Regions from separate parts of the Homo sapiens genome. Here regions 1 and 2 are each linked to region 3. The links are chromatin contacts, found by Hi-C or POLR2A ChIA-PET in ENCODE. All regions are on one chromosome and are shown on one strand. Each heading gives the region's core, a stretch centred on a gene start or an enhancer-like site at or near the end of the contact. The rest is flanking DNA. Distances are from core to core; before and after follow the strand shown.

The links. Hi-C counts contacts between places; a loop is a spot of excess contacts on that map. ChIA-PET counts read pairs that join two places held with the same protein, here RNA polymerase II (POLR2A). Pooled maps may share reads with other maps.
Region 1: a pooled map shows a loop between it and region 3 (2.4-fold over the local background). The contact joins the promoter of ZG16 here to the enhancer-like site in region 3. A Hi-C loop is called at or near these places in 4 of 50 pooled maps. POLR2A ChIA-PET finds 5 or more read pairs at or near these places in 3 of 52 experiments (Panc1, WTC11 and endothelial cell of umbilical vein).
Region 2: a map with no recorded cell type shows a loop between it and region 3 (5-fold over the local background). The contact joins the promoter of MVP here to the enhancer-like site in region 3. A Hi-C loop is called at or near these places in 4 of 37 single-sample maps with no recorded cell type and 6 of 50 pooled maps. POLR2A ChIA-PET finds 5 or more read pairs at or near these places in 4 of 52 experiments (GM10248, OCI-LY7, activated B cell and 1 more).

The regions. Positions count from the first base shown.
Region 1 is chr16:29,776,469-29,779,678 of GRCh38, forward strand. ZG16 (zymogen granule protein 16) reads left to right here and starts at 1,788. Exons shown (of 4, transcript NM_152338.4): 1 at 1,788-1,838; 2 at 2,792-2,853; 3 at 3,037-3,169. The coding sequence starts at 2,799.
Region 2 is chr16:29,818,435-29,821,716 of GRCh38, forward strand. MVP (major vault protein) reads left to right here and starts at 2,028. Exons shown (of 15, transcript NM_005115.5): 1 at 2,028-2,076. PAGR1 (PAXIP1 associated glutamate rich protein 1) reads left to right here. Exons shown (of 3, transcript NM_024516.4): 3 at 1,121-3,282. The coding sequence ends at 1,320. It overlaps MVP-DT (MVP divergent transcript), which reads right to left and starts at 1,933. Exons shown (of 4, transcript NR_186424.1): 1 at 1,750-1,933; 2 at 1,106-1,167. RefSeq lists enhancers at 1,672-1,741, 2,433-2,999, 2,462-2,751.
Region 3 is chr16:29,644,143-29,647,178 of GRCh38, forward strand. No RefSeq gene overlaps it. Among named protein-coding and RNA genes, the nearest start is that of SPN, 18 kb to the right of the region's middle. RefSeq lists enhancers at 439-708, 1,606-1,900. Within about 2 kb of position 1,674, at least 5 of the 41 ENCODE cell types and tissues checked have a DNase peak (open chromatin) inside an H3K27ac peak, as active enhancers do.

The DNA of each region.
Region 1 (3,210 bases), core at 538-3,037, 130 kb after region 3:
GTTTGGGAAGTGTTTGGCATATTGGGGATAAATAGATGAGTGGATAGAAAAAAAAATGCAGGCCAGGCACAGTGGCTCACGCCTGTAATCCCAGCACTTTGGGAGGCCGAGGTGGGCGGATCACGAGGTCAAGAGATCGAGACCATCCTGGCAAACATGGCGAAACCCTGTCTCTACTAAAATTACAAAAATTAGCTGGGCGTGGTGGCGCATGCCTGTAATCCCAGCTACTCGGGAGGCTGAGGCAGGAGAATCGCTTGAACCTGGGAAGCAGAGATTATAGTGAGCCGAGATCGCGCCACTGCCCTCCAGCCTGAGGGATAGAGCAAGACTGTGTCTCCAAAAAGAAGAAAGAAAAAAAAGCAATTACAGCAAAATATTAACCATAGTAGAATCTATACAGTGGTTATATAAGTGTCCACTATACAATTCTTTTTTTTTTTTTCCTTTTTTTGAGACTTGATGTTTCGATCATGGCTCACTGCAACTTTGACCTCCTCAGCTCAAGTGATCCTCTTGCCTCAGCCTCCTGACTAGCTGGGATCACAGGTGTGCACCACCATGCCTGGCTAATTGTTTTATTTTTTGTAGAGACGAGATCTCCCTATGTTGCCCATGTTGGTCCTGAACTCCTGAGCTTAAGCAGTCCTCCTGCTTTGACCTCTCAAAGTGCCGGGATTACAGGCATGAGCCACTGCACCCAGTCTTGCTATACGATTCTTTTGTTTTTTTTTTTTTTTTTTTTGAGATGGAGTCTCACTCTGTCGCCCAGGCTAGAGTGCAGTGGAGTGATCTCAGCTCACTGCAACCTCTGCCCCTCAGGTTCAAGTGATTCTCCTGCCTCAGTCTCCTGACTAGCTGGGATCACAGGCACCTGCCATCACACCCAGCTACTTTTTGTATTTTTAGTACAGATGGGGTTTCGCCATGTTGGCCAAGCTGGTCTCAAACTCCTGACCTCAGGTGATCCAGCTGCCTCAGCTTCCCAAAGTGTTGGATTATGGGTGTGAGCCACTGGGCCCAGCCACTGTACAATTCTTTAAACTTTTATATGTGTTTGGATTTTTCATAATATTAGAAAAGGGAAAGAAAAAAATGTCTGGCAAATAGTCAGCACTCGTAAGTATAAGATTTTGGGAATATATTCCCTTCTGGGAGAATCCACATTTCGAATGCCTGGGAAGGGCTCTGTTTGTCCTGACAGATGGCAGATTTCAGGTGAGAGCACCTACTAAGCCTAGAGGTGATAAGCTACTTTGCCCACCTAGAGCTGCTGGTGGTGACCTTAAGTTTACTATGTTTCTCCTGGTATACGGCACTTGGCCCAGAGTGGACTCCAGCTTGCCACCTGTCACCCAGGCTGGAGTGCAGTGGCGTGATCTTGTCTCACTGCAGCCTCAACGTCCTGGGCTCAGGCGATCTTCCCTACCTCCCTCCTGATTAGTTGAGGCTACAGGTGCTCGTCACCATGCCCGGCTAATTTTTGTTTTTGTTTTTTGTTTTGGTAGAGATGGGGTCTCACACTCTTGCCCAGGCTGAGCTAGAACTCCTGGCCTCAAGCGATCTGCCTCTGCCTCCCAAAGCATTGTAATGACAGGTGTGAGTCACCATGCCCAGCCAGGAACTCAGAGAATCTTACCCTATGCTGTAGTATCTGTTGACTATGGGGTAGAGGCAGGATAAGGTGTTCCAGACCCTGCCTGACACCTGATCCGAAGAGGTTGCTCATGTTTGCTCAGGAGGTGAGGTTCACACAATAAAGGGCAGGAGGAGGGCTTGGACCTGGTATAAAACATCTGGAAGTTTCCAGGGGGCTGCTTTGCATCTGAAACTGTCAGGTGAGGGGTGACAGAGATGCCTGAATCTGAGTTGGGGGGGAATTCAAATCTGAGCTGGCGAAGAGGATGCCTGGAAGGAATGGCAGGAAAGACTTGAGTTAATTGGCGCTTCTGGGTCTGCAGTAATCTTAGGTGCAAAGCTGTCTAGGTCTCTGCTGAAGGACTGGGGACACCTGGGATGTTCAGGAGAATAGAAATGGCCAGATGTGTGTTAGTGGAGAAAAGAATAGTGACACATAGACCAGGCACCTGGGGTCTAATATCTTGAGCTGGTCCCGACTCCTTCTGCAACTTCTCTGTCTGTCCTAGTTCCACCAGCACTGCTTGGATACTGGTGCTGGCACAGTTCCTTCTGTCACCAACTTTGCTCCCCAGGTAACATAGAGGCAACTCTAAAATGCTTCTTTCCTTGAGACCAGGTGGATGCCAGGGATTTAAACCATGCTCCAGGTGCCCCATAATCCAGGCCAATTCACCACAGATGATGAGGCTTTCTTTGCTCAGCCTCTGGGCTCAGTAAACTCAGCCATCTCTTTGCTTGGGAGAGGTCCTCTACTCCCTCCTTAGAAAACTCGTTTCCTGGCTATGGCCATACCAACCCAAATGTACCTGGGCTTGGCTGACTTCAGAAAACTTTTCTGCTTTGTGCCAGGATGGAATAAGGCTTAATCCAGATAGTTAGAGTTCATCTTCAGGCCTGAGAGAAAAAGAGGAGGGCTTGGCTACAGCCAGACCAGGGAGAGCTGGAGGGGTCAGGGACATTGAAGGTAGCATCAGAGAGGAACAGGACTACAGGCTATGGACAGTCCTTTCTAAGCTCAAGACTGGGTCTGCTAGGTCTAAGTTGAAGGACGAAGAAGGCTTGGTCTGAGCTGCAGGTCAGGAGTGCCTGGGTCAATCAAGTCAACAAGGAAGAAGGTGAATCTTCATTTGCTCTTTTCTTCCCACTCCAGCCCCAGAATGTTGACAGTCGCTCTCCTAGCCCTTCTCTGTGCCTCAGCCTCTGGCAATGCCAGTAAGTGAGATACCAGGAGCCTGGTATTGGGGACTTGGGAAGGCAGCCTTGGGCACTGCTGTTGGCCAAGGCTTTTGGAGGTTGGCTTGGGGTGGGGAGCTGAGTTGTCGGAGGAACAGGGGTGATGCAGAGAAACTGAACTCCTGGAAGATTTCTCCCTCCAACTCCTGCTTGCCCCTCCAGTTCAGGCCAGGTCTTCCTCCTATAGTGGAGAGTATGGAGGTGGTGGTGGAAAGCGATTCTCTCATTCTGGCAACCAGTTGGACGGCCCCATCACCGCCCTCCGGGTCCGAGTCAACACATACTACATCGTAGGGTAAGATTCTTTGAATTCCTGGCTGGGCGCGGTGGCTCACA
Region 2 (3,282 bases), core at 778-3,277, 170 kb after region 3:
CTCCACTTTCAATACCACATCCCCATCCAAGCCACTGTCTTTCTTGCCTGGATAGTTGTAGTAGCTCCTAACTGGGCTCTCTGCTTCCAGCTTCTGCAATTCAGATGAACCTTTTAAAACATAAATCATATCACTTTTTTTTTCTTTGAGACGAAGTCTTTCTCTTGCTCAGGCTGGAGTGCAGTGGCATGATCTTGGCTCACTGCAATCTCCACCTCCTGGGTTGAAGCGATTCTCCTACCTCAGTCTCCTGAGTAGCTGGGATTACAAGGACACGTCACCACGCCTAGCTAATTTTTGTATTTTCTAGTAGAGAGGGGGTTTCGCCATGTTGGCGAGGCTGGTCTTGAACTCCTGACCTAAAGCTTCCCAAAGTGCCTGCCTCAGCTTCCCAAAGTGCTGGAATTACAGGCGTGAGCTGCTGCACTCAGCCATAAATCGTGTCACTTTTCCACTTAAAATTTTCCAAGGGATTCCATCTTGCCAGGGAAGAGCATGTCAAAGGAGAATCCAAGCGCTTTTCCCGCCACCTCCAGTTCTCTGCACTCTTTTTTTTGTTTTTGTTTTTGGCGAGTAGGGGAGACGGAGTGTAGCTGTGTCACCGAGGCTGGAGTGCAGTAGTGCGATCTTGGCTCATTGCAACCTCCACCTCCCGGGTTCAAGCGATTCTTCTGCCTCAGCCTCCCAAGTAGCTGGGATTACAGGCGCCCACCACCACGCCCAGCTAATTTTTTGTGTTGGCCAGGCTGGTCTCAAACTCCTGACCTCGTGAGTTGCCCACCTCAGCCTCCCAAAGTGCTGGCATTACAAGCGTGAACCACCATGCCCGGCCTGCACTCTTCTTTGAACAGAACTCTGTTCTTGTCCTGGGGCCTCTACCCTTGCCATTCCCCTGCCCAGTATGTTCCTCCCTGTTCTTCACATTACCTGTGCCTTCCTGTCAATCAAGATCTTTGCTTCTCACCCTCTCTGAGGTCCAACCCTGAACCTCAGGTCCTCCAAGACAGAGGCCTGGGGACCTGCATGTTTAACCAGCTCCCCAAGTGATGAGTGAGGTCCAGGCAGGTATGGTGTACACCACCTCCATCCCTTCCATGTATCTTACCTTCCTCTTCTCCAGGAAGCTCAGCCCGGAGCCAGAAACGGGAGGCCCGCCTGGACAAGGTGCTGTCGGACATGAAGAGACACAAGAAGCTGGAGGAGCAGATCCTTCGTACCGGGAGGGACCTCTTCAGCCTGGACTCGGAGGACCCCAGCCCCGCCAGCCCCCCACTCCGATCCTCCGGGAGTAGTCTCTTCCCTCGGCAGCGGAAATACTGATTCCCACTGCTCCTGCCTCTAGGGTGCAGTGTCCGTACCTGCTGGAGCCTGGGCCCTCCTTCCCCAGCCCAGACATTGAGAAACTTGGGAAGAAGAGAGAAACCTCAAGCTCCCAAACAGCACGTTGCGGGAAAGAGGAAGAGAGAGTGTGAGTGTGTGTGTGTGTTTTTTCTATTGAACACCTGTAGAGTGTGTGTGTGTGTTTTCTATTGAACACCTATAGAGAGAGTGTGTGTGTTTTCTATTGAACATCTATATAGAGAGAGTGTGTGAGTGTGTGTTTTCTATTGAACACCTATTCAGAGACCTGGACTGAATTTTCTGAGTCTGAAATAAAAGATGCAGAGCTATCATCTCTTAAAAGGAGGGGCTGTAGCTGTAGCTCAACAGTTAGGCCCCACTTGAAGGGAGAGGCAGAATTGTACTCACCCAGATTGGAAAATGAAAGCCAGATGGGTAGAGGTGCCCTCAGTTAGCACCTGTCCCATCTCGGGCCCTCCAACTCCTCCCAGTCCCACTCCAGTGCAGCCAGCTGGCTCCAAGGTAGAAACCCATGAGCACTCAGGGAGCAGTGTGCCTTCAGCTGCAGCAGAAGCAGCCCGGAGGATAAAATGAGAACCAGCTGCACACGGGCCCTTTAACTCCCAAGCCCCACCCCTGGGCTTGGCCTGCCTTGCCCTGCCGGGAAGTGATCCCCAAGGCAGGGTGAGAGTTCCCCATCTGAGGCGTTTGTTGCAGCTACCTGCACTTCTAGATGTGAGTACATTGTACTAGCCCCCCAAACCCCAAATCAGGGGCAGATCTTTGTATCCCTTGAGGCTCTCTTTAGTCCTGTCTTGCTTTGAAGGGCCTTGCTTCTGCTGGGGCAGGGAAAACATGTCTGAATCAGAGTGGGGAAGGAGGATGGGTGGTGGCTTTGCTTTTGGAGGTTTCACTTTCCAATAGTTGGGAGTCTTCTGGGTTTTGAAGTAAAGGCAGATTAACACCAACACCGGTCCCCCACCCCCCTGCAACTCTCAGGCCTCTCTCTGACTTCAGGGTCCCACCTGGGAAATCAGGTGGGGAACCTTACAGGGTCATTCAGACCCCATCTTAGCCCTAGATCGGTGCTTGCTCTACTCACCTGCACTGTCCTGGGGACCTGGGCTCTGGCCTGTCACCTTGAGCTCCAAGAATGTGACCTGTACCCATTCAGGCCCCTTAACTCTGACAGATGAGGGTTTCTTACTCCTCCATGCAGGGCTGGGCCAGCTGTTGGTCTCAGTCGATCATTCAGGAAGTCATTAGCAGAGTGATTTCCAGAAGGCGTAGAATTTAGTGACCAAGGTTCTTTCCTTTTTGGGAGGAGAAAGTGAAAACTAGGATGCTCAGCTGGACCCACCAGCCTGAGATTCTGGGGATTTTAGAGCTGTCCCTTGGGGAGCCAAGCACTTGGGGGTGGAGGTGATAGCGAGGCTGATGGCCCCTGTGTTCTCAGCTCTCTGCCTGGGTAGCCCCTGGGTGATGGGGGAGAGGCCAGCTGTCACGTGGGGTATCAGGTGGCTCTGCCAGAAACTCCCTTGGCACACAGAGCACTGGGTCGGCCCTCGGGTGTGGCTGTTTGGGCAGGACAGCCCTCTGTATGTAGCCTTGAGCAGGTAGGGGGGCCACCTTGAGTGGGTGGCCCAGAGACAGCCTCAGGGCTCCAAGGTAACGGGGTGCTCAGGTTATCTTGGGTGCTGCCCTCCCAGGTTCTGGGGGAGCAGAGGCTGGGCGCTGGCCCAACTTACAGGAAACACTCACCTTTGAACTGCCATTAGCACCATCTGGGCAGTACACAGCCCCACCCAGGTCCTCTAGTTCTTGTTCTCGGCTTAGAATCTTTGTGTTTCTGCCTGAGAAGCCACTGCCTCCTAGTTTGTGGTCTCTACAGTTATAGCCAGGTTGGACTTCCGGCTCCGTCCTTTGATAACTGTGTGCTCT
Region 3 (3,036 bases), core at 424-2,923:
TAGTCTCAGCTACTTGGGAGGCTGAAGCAGGAGAATTGCTTGAACCAGGGAGGCAGAGGTTGCAGTGAGCCAAGATCGTGCCACTACCCTCCAGCCTGGTGACAGAGCAAGACTCTGTATCAAAAAAAAAAAAAAAAAAAAAAAAAAAAGCTGGGCATGATGGCACACACCTGTGGTCCCAGCCACTCAGGAGGCTAAGGTGGGAGGGTCGCTTCAGCCCAGAAGTTGGAGGCCGCAGTGAGCCATAATTGCACCAGTGTACTCCAGTCTGGGCCACAGAATAAAACTCTGTCTCTAGAAAACAGAACAAAACAAAGTTGAAGCTCTCTAAACTCTCCACACTGACTCAGAGTGAAAGTGCTAATAATGACCTAAAGCCGTGCCCTATGGCCCCCTTTCCTCTTGACTTCGCTTTTCATGCACTCTGCTCCAGCCATACTGGCCTCCTTGGGCTTCCCAGAACACGCGAAGCAGGACCCAGGTTAGGGCCTTTGAACTGGCTTTGTTTGTCCGTGGGATTCCCCATGAACATCTCATGGCTGCTCCCTCTCTTCCCTCAAGTCTCCCCTCAGATGTCCCCTTCTCAGAGACATCAGCCTGTAGAAAGGAGCACTTCCTTCCCCCACTTTCCTGCGTGATGTTTCTCCATGATGCCTGCTTCCTACATATGTAGAGTCTGTCTCACTCCGGAGAAGGCTACCTCCAAGAGGACAGGTGACTGGCCCTTGATTTCATTAATTGTCACAATCCTATGCCGGACACATGGTTGGTGTTCAACAAATATTTGCGGAATTAAAGAACAAATTAATAATGTTGTGAGATAAATACTCTGTGCCCATTTTTCTTTACTTTTTAATATATTTTTTAAATCTAGAGAGACAGGGTCTCCCTATGGTCCCCAGGATGGCCTCAAAACTCCTCCTGCCTTGGCCTCCTTGGCTGGGATTACTGGACTACTACTGTGCCACCATGCCTGGCTCTTCTTTTCCTTTTACTATGCCCATTTTAAAGGTGAGGAAAACTGAGACTCAGAAATGTTCCCAAGGGCACACAGTGAGTGGTGGCTGCCTTCAGGTTGGTCTGACTCCAGTGCCCAAGCCTTTCTCAGGAGTGGTGTGTTGCCCATCAGCCATTATATCCATGACATCAACTGGCATAAGATATGTTCTTATATGAAAATTAATTTTAGAAGTGAGTGTCACGAAATATTGACCTTCTCTAAGGAACTAGTTCTTATAGTCAAAAAGGAGGAACTTATGTAAATTTTCCCTTTCAGGGCCAGCCCCAGGAAGTTCAGAGCCTAATGTGGTGTTCATTCTATTAATTTTTTCTTACCCTGGGACTTTTTTCTTTCTTTCATTTATGTTAACCTAATCACCAGCTGCTTCCTGTTCCTTAGGAAATAGCTAAGTCGTACATGACACTTTTGGGGTTCCAGTGTGCCCGGCATGGGTTTTCTTTCATTGGGCAGGCACTAGGTGGGCTTTTCAGCCTGAAGACGCATGTTTCTCATCAGAGTGAGAATGATCTCTGATCATTCTCCTTCTTCCATTTCTTGGGTTCTCTCTTCCTGGCACTCCTATTGGTTAGCTTTTGGGCCTCTTGGATTGCCTGGCTGTGTCTCTGTGGCAAAGACTACTCATTATCCAAAATCCAATGAGCCCTTCTTCCCCAAGAACATGGTGGAACTGCATGTCCCAGCCTCCCTTGCAGTAGGCATGGTCATGTGACTAAGTTTCCACCAATAGAATGTGAGGAGGTGATGTATGTGACTTCTGGTCTTTGGCCTTAGGAAGTAGGCCAGCTTCATACTCTCCATTCCTGCTGGCTGGAGATCCCCACAACAGATTCAAACGTGCAGGTGACAAACGGTGCCCTACCGATGGCAGAAAAGTGATGAGGAAGGGCCCTTGGTCCCTGAGCAATGAGAGAAGCAGAGCTGCCTCCCTAACTACCACCATTTCACTTGAACATGTCTCTTCTTTTGTTTATTTATTTATTTGTTTTTTGCAGACACGTCTCTTCTTTTTTTTTTTTGAGATAGAGTCTCACTCTGTCCCAGGCTGGAGTGCTGTGGCACAATCTCGGCTCACTGCAACCTCTGCCTTCTGGGTTCAAGTGATTCTCCTGCTTCAGCCTCCCAAGTAGCTGGGATTACAGGCATGCGCCACCATGCCTGGCTAATTTTTGTATTTTTAGTAGAGACGGGGTTGGCCAGGATGGTCTCACACTACTGACCTCATGATCCACCCACCTTGGCCTCCCAAAGTGCTGGGATTACAGGTGTGAGCAACTGCGCCCGGCCGACACGTCTCTTCTTTAAGCCGCCACTTATTGGATCTCTATGTTAGAGCGGCAGTCTCATATATTTTCTCTCATATTTTCTTCTCCACCCCTACACCTTCTGGGAGTTCTATTTTCTGGGATAATTAATTAATTAATCAATTTTTGAGATGGGGTCTCACTCTGTCCCAGGCTGGAGTGCAGTGGAGCGATCTTGGCTCACTGCAACCTCTGCCTCCTGGGTTCAAGCTATTCTCCTGCCTCAGCTTCCTGTCTCAAACTCCTGACCTCGTGATCCACCTGCCTTGGCCTCCCAAAGTGCTGGGATTACAGGCGTGAGCCACCGCGCCCAGCTTTATTTATTTTTTAAATTTTTTATTCTTGAGACAGAGTCTCACTCTGTCACCCAGGGTGGAGTGCAGTGGCATAATCTTGGCTCATGGCAACCTCCGCCTCCCGGGTTCAAGCGATTTTCCTGCCTCAGCCTCCCAAGTAGCTGGGATTACAGACGCCTGCCACCACACCTGGCTAATTTTTGTATTTTTAGTAGATGGGGTTTTGCTACGTTGGCCAGGCTGATCTCGAACTCCTGACCTCAGGTGATCCGCCTGCCTTGGTCTCCCAAAGTGCTGGGATTACAGGCATGATCCACCACACCTGGCAGTTTTCTGGGATAATTTATTAACTTTTTATTACAACACTTCCTGTTTGTGTTTGTACAGATGAGGCCTTGCTATATTACCCAGGCTGGTC